2 separate regions of the Homo sapiens genome follow, and region 1 is linked to region 2. Evidence: read pairs that join two places in POLR2A ChIA-PET (ENCODE). Cell type or tissue: Panc1. All regions are shown on one strand. Each heading gives the region's core, and the rest is flanking DNA. Links, peaks and the distances in the headings are about the cores only. Region 1 overlaps DAG1 (dystroglycan 1). Region 2 overlaps USP4 (ubiquitin specific peptidase 4).

Region 1 (5,378 bases), core at 201-5,200, 150 kb before region 2:
CCTCCTGGGCCAACCCCAGAAGAACTCAGGGCTCAGGGGTAGTGAGAACACAGATACAAGTGCTGAGCACATGAAGGGCAGAAGAGGGAAGCTAGAGAGTAACTTTGGTTCTCAAGTCTAACCTTTATATTGTAGTTTCACTGTTCTGGAAAACATTAACATTTTCTAAATTCATATTACCAAATTTAAGTTTGTTGCCTGTTGTCCTACTGAAGACAGGGTCTGGGAGGAATGCAGGAGCCCAGCTGTTCTGTAGCTTGCACCCTCCAGGGTCTTGACGTACTGGGGGAAGAACCGTCTGTCCTAGGCCAGTGCAGCCATCTGGGATAGACAGTCGTGTGCCTAGGCAAAGAGGAAGAACCCCATCTCTACAAAAAATACAAAATTCTCAATAATTAAAACATCAGGCCGGGCACGGTGGCTCATACCTGTAATCCCAGCACTTTGGGAGGCCAAGGCAGGTGGATTGCTTGAGCAATCCAGGAGTTCGAGATCAGTCTGGGCAACACAGAGAAACCCCATTACTACTAAAAATACAAAAATTAGCCAGGCATGGCACACGCCTGTAATCCCAGCTACTGGTTAGGCTGAGACAGGAAAATCACTTCAACCTGGGAGGCAGAGGATCCAGTGAGCCAAGATCACACCACTGCACTCCAGCCTGGGCAACAGAGCGAGACTGAATCTCAAAAACAAAGCAAAACAAAACAAACAAAAAAAATCAAATACTATATATCTAACAGTTCACTCTTAGGTATATACCCAGAAGACACCGTCAAGAATATTCATATCAGGCTGAGCGCAGTGTCTCACGCCTGTAATCCCAACACTTTGGGAGGCTGAGGTGGGCAGATCACCCGAGGTCAGGAGTTCGAGACCAGCCTGGCCAACAGGGTGAAACCCTGTCTCTACTAAAAATATAAAAATTAGCCAGGCGTGGTGATGCACACCTGTAATCCCAGCTACTTGGGAGGCTGAGTTAGGAGAATCACTTGAACCCACGAGGTGGAGCTTGCAGTGAGCCGAGATCATGCCACTACACTCCAGAGTGAGACTCTGTCTCAAAAAAAAGAAAAAGGGCCGGGCGCGGTGGCTCACGCCTGTAATCCCAGCACTTCAGGATACTGAGGCAGGAGGATCACAAGGTCAGGAGATCGAGACCATCCTGGCTAACACGGTGAAACCCTGTCTCTACTAAAAATACAAAAAATTAGCCGGGCGTGGTGGCATGCGCCTATAGTCCCAGCTACCAGGGAGGCTGAGGCAGGAGAATGGCGTGAACCTGGGAGGCGGAGCTTGCAGTGAGCCGAGATAGTACCACTGCACTCCAGTCTGGGCGACAGAGCAAGACTCCGTCTCAAAAAATAAATAAATAAATAAATAAATAAATAAATAAATAAATAAATAAAAGAAAAAGAAAATAGTGGTATAAATCTCTCTTGCAGAACATTCAGCCCTCCCCTCACCACCCTGGCTTCTGCTGGCAGTCTGACACCACTCCTACAGGCAGTTCCAGAGCAGTGCCTCCCCAGGCCTCTCCCAGAGCACAGCCCATGCCTCCCTGACTCTGGAATTCCTTACATTCTCCTCCTAAAGGACAACCCTCAGAAAGCTTGGATTCAAAACAAGAAAACAGGCTGGGCATGGTGGTTCACACCTGTAATCCCACCACTTTGGAAGGTTGAGATGAGAGGATCACCTGAGGCTAGGAGTTTGAGACTAGCCTGGGCAACATAACAAGACCATGTATCTACAAAAGGAAAAAAAAATAGGCTGGCATGGTGGCACATGCCTGTAGTTCCAGCTTTGCAGAAGGCTGAGGCAGGAGGATTGCTTAAGCCCAGGAATTCAGACTGCAGTGAGCCATGATCATGCCACTGCACTCTAGCTTGGGTGACAGAGTGAGACCTTGTCTCAAAAAAAAAAAAAAAAAAAAAAGAAAGAAAACAAAAACAAAACCTGATCTACCACATTAGGTCTAAGCAACCTAAGTAGACATAAAGATGAAAAATCTGAATTTGGCTTCAAAATTATTTATTTACAAAAATGAAATTAAATGTGAAATAATAGCAAAACAAACAAAAGTACCACAGGCACATGTTAAGTGTCCCAGTACTAGAGAAAGGCTTGATAAATTCTGGTATATTACATGACATTTCTAGGGCAACTTCCACCTCAAAGACTCAGGCCACGGTTTCAGGGTCATTACAACAAAGATAAAGGCCAGACACAACAAAGGCCTTTTGTCTCCAAAAGGTTGCAGTGAGCCAAGATCGCACCACTGCACTCCAGCCTGGGCGACAGAACAACACTCCGTCCTTGGCCGGGTGCGGTGGCTCACGCCTGTAATCCCAGCACTTTGGGAGCCTGAGGCGGGCAGATCACGAGGTCAGGAGATCAAGACCACGGTGAAACCCCATCTCTACTAAAAATACAAAAAAATTAGCCAGGCGTGGTGGCAGATGCCTGTAGTCCCAGCTACTCCGGAGGCTGAGGCAGGAGAATGGCATGAACCCGGGAGGCGGAGCTTGCAGTGAGCCGAGATTAAGCTACTGCACTCCAGCCTGGGCGACAGAGCGAGACTCCGTCTCAAATAAAATAAAATAAAATAATAACAATAAAAATACAAAAATTAGCCCAATGTGGTGGCGCGCATCTGTAATCCCAGCTACTCGGGAGGCTGAGGCAGGAGAATTGCTTGAACCTGGGAGGCGGAGGTTGCAGTGAGCAGAGATCGTGCCATTGCACTCCAGGCTGGGTGACAAGAGCAAGACTCCGTCTCAAAAAAAAAAAAAAAAGCAGCAATGGCTTCCTGAGCTCCCAACCCCTTGGCACCCAGTGACCACAGCAAACTGGGCACAGAGACCACAGTAAGCCTGACACTGAGGCAGAGGACTGTGCCTTTGGGTACAGCCCACAATGGACCCCATTCTTCCTGGAAGCCCATAGCAGGATGGAAGTGAGGAGGCCAGGACATTCCTCCACCCCCTCACACAGATGTAAAGGGCACAGGCAGCTCAGGGCAGCAGAGCCCTCCACAGGAAGAAAGCATACGGAGCCATTTTTATCTTCAGCTATTAGAATCAAAAGGAGACTCTCTTCTCCAAAATAACAGAGGTACCATCTGATTAAATCAGGTAATCAGGTGGCCTACATAGGATATCCCTCTCTAGTCAGCAAAGTCCAACTAGAAGGGAAAAAGGCTCAGGGCTCTGAAGAGACAGGGGTCCCCACAGGACCTGTCAGGTTAGGGCTGGCACTACAAGCAGAAGAACCAACGTCTCCTGCTAAGATTTCTCCCCTACATGAAAGAATCTGGTCACTTTCTAACTACTTTTAAAATTGGAAAAAGCACATCCTCAGACTTGCAAACACAATGTTTTAGGACCATACTGTTGACCCTTCTGACAAAATATTATTCTATTTTCTAGGTAAGCAAACGCAACAGCTGGTAGCACAAACCCAAAGCAGAAGAGAGTCAGACAGGAATCCTACTGTTATCTATTTGTGACTTTAATGAATTCTATTTTTAGGTCTTTAATAAAGAGCCTCTCTTCTACTCTCTTCCTACCAAATTTCTCCACTCAGGCAATTCAATCGTTCCAACACTGCTCAAAAGTCTAAAAATATAAGACACTTCTGGGCCGGGTGTGGTGGCTCACGCCTGTAATCCCAACACTTTGGGAGGCTGAGGCAGGAGGATCCAGCCTGGGCAACATAGCCAAGACCACATCGCTACAAAAAAATTTAAAAATTAGCTGGGCATAGTGGCACGTGCTAGTAGTCCCAGCTACTCAGGAGGCTGAGGTGGGAGGATTGCTTGACCCTAGGAGGTCAAGACTGAAGTGAGCTATGATTATGCCACCACACTCCAGGTAGGCAACAGGGCAAGACCCTGCCTCTCAAAAAACAAAGAAAACACAATTTCTTCAATCATACCTCACATAAGAGGTAGAACTTACTCATTTTCTCCAAGACTTAGAATCCAGTCCCTGCTCAAGGGCTACTCATCAGACTGGTCTCCAATATAAAAAATCCTAGACGGCAACGTATCCCTGACCTCTGGCAGATTGGACACAGAGGTGACCTACAGTCCAGGCATGGTGGCTCACGCCTGTAATCCCAGCACTTTAGAAGGCCGAGGCAGGCAGATCATCTGAGGTCGCAGTTTGAGACCAGCCTGACCAACATGAAGAATCCCCATCTCTACTAAAAATACAAAAATTAGCCAGGTGTGGTGGCGCATGGTGTATCATTCCAGCTACTTGGGAGGCTGTGGCAGGAGAATCACTTGAATCTGGGAGGCAGAGGTTGCAGTGAGCTGAGATCACGCCACTGCACTCCAGCCTGGGCAACAAGACTAAAACTGTCTCAAAAGAAAAAAAAAAAAAAAAAGATGACCTACCAGCCCAAGCAGGAGTGTTTACAGGACATTTACAGTAATCACATGCATGTTTTATGGAAATATTCCATAGTAAAATCAGGGCCCAGAAAATGGATGTTATCCCAGGTTCTGATTAATAGCCAAATAAAAAGGAAATCTTATTTGGAATTCCATTATTGACTGGATCATTTTTCTTGGCAAAAGCTAGCTAGAGAATCAATCTATCCCTGGAGAACAACTGAGCTAATTAACAGAGGTGTTTATGACAACCAAGGCAGAACTGGTTCACTTCTGCCCTAGACAGCCTTGGGAATCTTAAGTAAATCTCCCATCAACCCCTAGGATGCCTGGGGGGGAAATCTTCACAGCACAGTGAAAAGGCTAAACACAGATACCTACAAAATCAAAAGAATTTGATTCCAATTCCACTACTTTGTTTTAATACATTTACAAACTCTTCCCTCGGTATCCATGAGGGATTGGTTCCAGGATATCAAAATCCACAAGTGCTCAAGTCCCTTATATAAAATGGTGTAATATTTGCATCATAATAAGGACAAAAACATGTAAGCAATAGAATCTACGTCATAATTAAGTTTAAGGGAAGGTACTGTGACTGGATGGACGTACACATAAGCCAGATTTATGTTTCTCTCCACCCAAACATCTCAGTGGAGTAAAGAATAACAAGGCAGCATTGCTGCAAACATGTCTCGCCTCCCCCCATAGGGCAGTTTTTCTCCTATCTCAGAATTGAACAAATGTACAATCAGGTTTTACACGGAGACATTCAGTTCCCAAGGGCAGGCAGGAGACAGTGGCCTTCCTCTATCTCAACTGCAAGCGGCTTTCCTCTTTTACTAATCCACCTCAGCATAGACCCTTTACAGGTGTCGGGCTGGGGGAAGGTCAGGTCTTTCTCATTCCACGAGGCTATATTTCAGACTATCACATGGGGAGAAACCTTGGACAATACCCCGCTTTCAAGAGCAGA
Region 2 (5,378 bases), core at 165-5,164:
CCTAGTGTGAGGAGATAGAAACAAGTATCCTCATTTTGCATCTATAGCAGAAGTCTTTGCAAACCCTTAATGAGAAGTTAAGCTACTTTTTTCCCTTAAATTAACTGCATCTGATAAGAGTATGCTTCTAACATTTTAACTTTCTCTCTTTGCAAATTAGTTCTGCTAGCTATTTCACATTTTAAGTTAGTATATGGAATGGAAAGAAATAGGATGTCATTTTGAAATTGTATCTAAAATTTAAGAACCAGAATTTTTTGTTACCTTTGCAGTGGAACAAATTGTAAACCTGTGAACTTTCATCAAGAATTCCTGTGATGGCTGTTTTTATCATATAACTAGTGTGAGGAGAGGTTGAAGGTCAGTAGACAGAGTTATGACTGTAGTCAGCTCCCAATGGGAACTGTGGGAAAAGCGACATGTAACACACTAGAGCTTGCTTGCACTTGTACATGCACTGAGATGACAGAGTCAGCTTTTCCCAGGCTTTCTTTTGCCTGACTTCAGACCTCTTTAAAGTCATGATAGAGGTGATCTGTCATGGGTGTCAAAAATCAGGGCAGTGCCAGGAGTGGTGTCTCACGCCTGTAATCTCAGCACTTTGGGAGGCCAAGGCAGGTGGATCACCTGAGGTCAGGAGTTCGAGACCAGCCTGGCCAACATGGTGAAACCCCGTCTCTACCATGTTGGCTAGGCTGGCCTTGAGCTCCTGGGCTCAAGCTATCTTCCTGCCTCAGCCTCCTTAGTCACTGAGACTACAGTGTTCTACCACTCTCAGCTGTTTTTTAAGTTTTTTGGTAGAGACGGGGTCTTGCTATGTTGCCCAGGCTGGTTGAACTCCTGGCCTCAAGCCATCCTCCCACCTTGGCTTCCCAGAGTGTTGGTGTGAGCCACTGTGCCTGGCCTAACTTGGATATTTTTAAAACTGAGCAATGCTTCAGCTCAGACCTTGTTTTAGGAGAGGTCTACATGGTATAAACAATATCATTTACTTTGTTTCCTGAAATAGGTCAAATGGTGGCACTATGCCACGAAGTTGCCCTAAGGAATCATTTCATTATGTTCACATTTTGTTCTTTTTCTCATTTTTATGAAATGGAGAATTCTTAAGGTTTTAAATTCAGGCATACTTTGGCTTATTGTGCTTTGCTTTATTATATGTTGCAGATACTGCATTTTTAGCAAATTTTGTAGGTATTTGGCAACGCTGCCTTGACAATCTGTCAGTTCCATTTTTACAACAGCATGTGCTCACTTCATGTCTCTGTTACCACATTTTGGTAATTCTCAAAATACTTCAAAGTTTTTCATTATTATTTGTTATGGTGATCAGTGATCAGGGAGCTTTCTTTTTTTTTTTGAGACGGAGTTTTGCTCTTGTTGCCCAGGCAGGAGTGCAGTGGCATGATCGTGGCTCATGGCAACCTCCACCTCTTGGGTTCAAGTGATTCTCCTGCCTCAGCCTCCCGAGTAGCTAGGATTACAGGCATGTGCCACCACGCCCGGCTAATTTTGTATTTTTAGTAGAGATGGGGTTTCTCCATGTTGGTCAGGCTGGTCTTGAACTCCCGACCTCAGCCTCCCAAAGTGCTGGGATTACAGGCATGAGCCACCATGCCCAGCCAACAGGGATCTTTCATGTTGCTATTGTAATTGTTTTGGGGCATCATGAAGGGAGCCCATGTAAGACAGTGAACTTAATTGGTAATTATTGTGTGTATTCTCGCTGCTTCACCAACCAGCCATTCCATCTCTCTCTCTCTCCTCAGGCTTTGCTATTGCCTGAGACACAATGACACTGAAATTCGGCCACTTAGTAACCCTAACAACGTCTTCTAAATGTTCAAGTGAAAAGGAGAATTGCATGTCTCTCACTTCAAATCAAAGCTAGAAATGATTTGAGTTTGGTTAAGGAAGCCGAAATAGGTTGTAAGCTAGGCCTCTTGTGCCATATAGCTAGCCAAGTTGTGAATGTAAATGTAAACCTCCTGGACTTAAGTGATCCTTCCACCTCAGCCTCCTGAGTAGCTAGGACTACAGGTGCTTGCCAGCATTCCTGGCTCATTTTTGTATGTGTTTATTTTTTCTTTTTGTAGAGATGGAGTTTTGTCATGTTGCCTGGGAGATGGAGGAACCCAGGAAATGGTGGTTTCAGTGAGCTGAGATTGCGCCACTGCACTCCACTCCAGCTTGGGCGACAGAAGTGAGACTCCATCTCAAAAAAAAAAAAAAAAAGTGCTACTCTAGTGAACACATGAATTATAAGAGGCTGAAACAGCCTTATTATTGCTGATATGGAGAAAGTTTATTCATTTATTTTTTTTTTTGAGACAAGGTGCCATCTTGTCTCAAAAAAAAAAAAGGTAGCTACTGCTACCTCGTGCAGTAGCACAATCACACCTCACTACAACCTTGACCTTCCCAGGCTCAGGTGATCCTCCCATCTCAGCCTCCTGAGTAACTGGAACTACAGGCCCCACCACACTCGACTAATTATTGTATTTTTTGCAGAGATTTTTTGTGGGTTTTGTCATGTTGTTCAGGTTGATCTTGAATTCCTGGGCTCAAGCAATCCTCCCGCCTTGACGTCCCAGAGTGCTGGGATTACAGGTGTGAGTCACTGTGCCCAGGCTAAACAACAGGTTTTATTTTATTTTATTTTTATTTATTATTATTATTTTTTTGAGACAGAGTCTCACCATGGGGTTTCACCATGTTGGCCAGGCTGGTCTCAAACTCCTGACCTTAAGTGATCCGCCTGCCTCGGCCTCTCAAAGTGCTGGGATTACAAGCATGAGCTACTGTGCCTGGCCTAAACAACAGATTTTAAATGTAGACAAAACACCCTTCTATTGGGAAGATGCCATCTACCTCTTTGCTGCTAGAGGGGAAAAGTCAGTGCCTGGGTTCAGAGCCTTTTTTTTTTTTGAGACAGGGTCTTGCCCTGTCACCCAGGCTGTAGTGTGTGATCACAGCTCACTGCAGCCTTAACCTCCTGGGCTCAAGTGATCCTCCCACCTCAGCCTCCTGAGTAGCTAGGACTACAGTTGCTTGCCACCATGCCTGGCTGATTTTTATATGTTTGTTTGTTTGTTTGTTTTGTAAGACAGAGTCTCGCTCTGTCGTCTAGGCTGAAGTGCAATGGCACAATCTTGGCTCACTGCAACCTCCACCTCCCAGTTTCAAGTGATTCTCCTGCCTCAGCCTCCCAAGTAGCTGGGATTACAGGTACCTGCCACCACACCCAGCTAATTTTTTTTTGTATTTTTAGTAAAGACGGGATTTCAGCACGTTGGCCAGCCTGGTCTCGAACTCCTGACCTCAGGTGGTCCACCCGCCTTGACCTCCCAAAGTGCTGGAATTACAGGTGTGAGCCACTGTGCCCAGCTTTGTATTTTTTTTTTTTTTTTGTAGAGATGGGATTTTGCCGTGTTGCCCGGGCTGGTCTCCAACTCCTGGGCTCAAGTGATCTGTCTGCCTTGACTTCTCAAAGTGCTGGGATTATAGGCATGAGCCACTCTGTCCGGCCAGATTCAGAGCCTTGAAGGACAGGCTGACTCTCTTCTTAAGGGATACTGCAGATGGTGACTTTAGTTTGAAGCTAGTGCTCATTTATCATTCCAAAAATCCCAAGGCCCTCAAGAATTATGCTAAATCTGCTCTGCCTGTGCCCTACACATGCAACAACAAAGCCTGCATGATAGCATATTTATTTACAGCATGGTATACCGAATATTTTTGTTTTTATTTTATTTTTCTGGGACAGAATCTCGCTGTGTCGCCCAGGCTGGAATGCAGTGGTGCAATCTCGGCTTACTGCAACCTCTGCTTCCCGGGTTCAAGTTATTCTCATGGCTCAGCCTCCCAAGTAGCTGAGATTACAGACATGCACCACCAGTTCTGGCTAATTTTTGTACTTTTAGTAGAGATGGGGTTTTGCTATTTTGGCCAGGCTGGTCTCAAACTCCTGGCCTCAAGTGATCCACCCGCCTTGACCTCCCTAAGTGCTGGGATTACAGGCATGAGCCACCACAACAAGTTTACCGATTTTTTTTTTTTTGAGTCGGAGTTTTGCTCTTTTGCCCAGGCTGGAGTGCAATGGTGCGATCTTGGCTCACCACAACCTCTGCCTCCCAGGTTCAAGCGATTCTCCTGCCTCAGCCTCCTGAGTAGCTGGGATTATAGGCGTGCGCCACCACGCCCAGCTAATTTTGTTTTTTTAGTAGAGACGGGGTTTCTCCTTGTTGGTCAGGCTGGTCTCGAACTCTCGACCTCAGGTAACTGCCCACCACGGCCTCCCCAAGTGCTGGGAGTACAGGTGTGAGCCACCACGCCCGGCCTCCCAATATTTTTTTTTTTTTTGAGACGGAGTCTTGCTCTGTCACCCAGACTGGAGTGCAGTGGCGCGATCTCGGCTCACTGCAAGCTCCGCCTCCCGGGTTCACACGATTCTCCTGCCTCAGCCTCCTGAGTAGCTGGGATCACAGGCGCCTGGTGCCTGCCACCACACCCGGCTACTTTTTTTGTATTTTTAGTAGAGACGGGGTTTCACCATGTTGGCCAGGATGGTCTCAATCTCCTGATCTCGTGATCCACCCATCTCGGCCTCTCAAAGTGCTGGGATTACAGGTGGGAGCCACCGCGCCCGGCCTCCGGCCTCCAGCCTCCAGCCTCCCAATATTTTTAGCTCAGGGTTGAGACCTACTGCTCAGAAAAAGCACTGAGCTAATCTTATCAAAATGTTACTGCTGCCAGGTGCAGTGGCTTACGCCTGTTATCCCAGCACTTTGGGAGGCCAAGGTGGGCGGATCACGAGGTCAGGAGATTGAGACCATCCTGGCTAACATGGTGAAACCCTGTCTCTATTAAAAATACAAAAACAAAATTAACCGGGTGTGGTGGCGGGTGCCTGTAGTCCCAGCTCCTCGGGAGGCTGAGGCGGGAGAATAGCATGAACCCGAGAGGTGGAGCTTGCAGTGAGCCGAGATGGCGCCACTGCACTCCAGCCTGGGGGACACAGCGAGACTGTCTCAAAAAAAAAAAAGTTACTGCTCCATTGCAATGTACCTAGTTACCCAAGAGCTCTGATGGAGATGCATGAGGAGATTAATGTTGTTTCATGCCTACTAAAAACATCCGTTCTGCAGCCTGTGAGTCAAGAAGTAATTTCAACTTTTTTTGTTTGTTTGTTTGTTTGTTTGTTTGTTTTGAGACAGAGTCTCACTCTGTTGCCCAGGCTGGAGTGCAGTGGCTCAGTCTTGGCTCCCTGCAACCTCTCCCTCCCAGGTTCAAGCAATTCTCCTGCCTCCTCCTACCAGGTTCAAGTAATTCTCCTGCCTCAGCCTCCTGAGTAGCTGGGATACAGGTGCCCGTCCCTC

What was found. ChIA-PET counts read pairs that join two places held together with the same protein. Peaks named below come from ENCODE experiments on the same cell type or tissue, not always from the same donor. Only the 100,000 strongest peaks of a DNase experiment are listed, where the experiment ranks them.
Region 1: POLR2A ChIA-PET joins it to region 2 with 6 read pairs; 19 of 35 experiments call an interaction of 5 or more read pairs at or near these places.

What each region holds. Positions count from the first base shown.
Region 1 is chr3:49,482,218-49,487,595 of GRCh38, reverse strand. The region is part of intron 1 of DAG1 (dystroglycan 1); the gene reads right to left. Among named protein-coding and RNA genes, the nearest start is that of DAG1, 15 kb to the right of the region's middle. In Panc1, for the core only: no CTCF peak of the experiment used is centred there; no DNase peak of the experiment used is centred there; H3K27ac peaks cover 1,431 bases.
Region 2 is chr3:49,330,002-49,335,379 of GRCh38, reverse strand. The region is part of intron 2 of USP4 (ubiquitin specific peptidase 4); the gene reads left to right. Among named protein-coding and RNA genes, the nearest start is that of USP4, 7.4 kb to the left of the region's middle. In Panc1, for the core only: no CTCF peak of the experiment used is centred there; no DNase peak of the experiment used is centred there.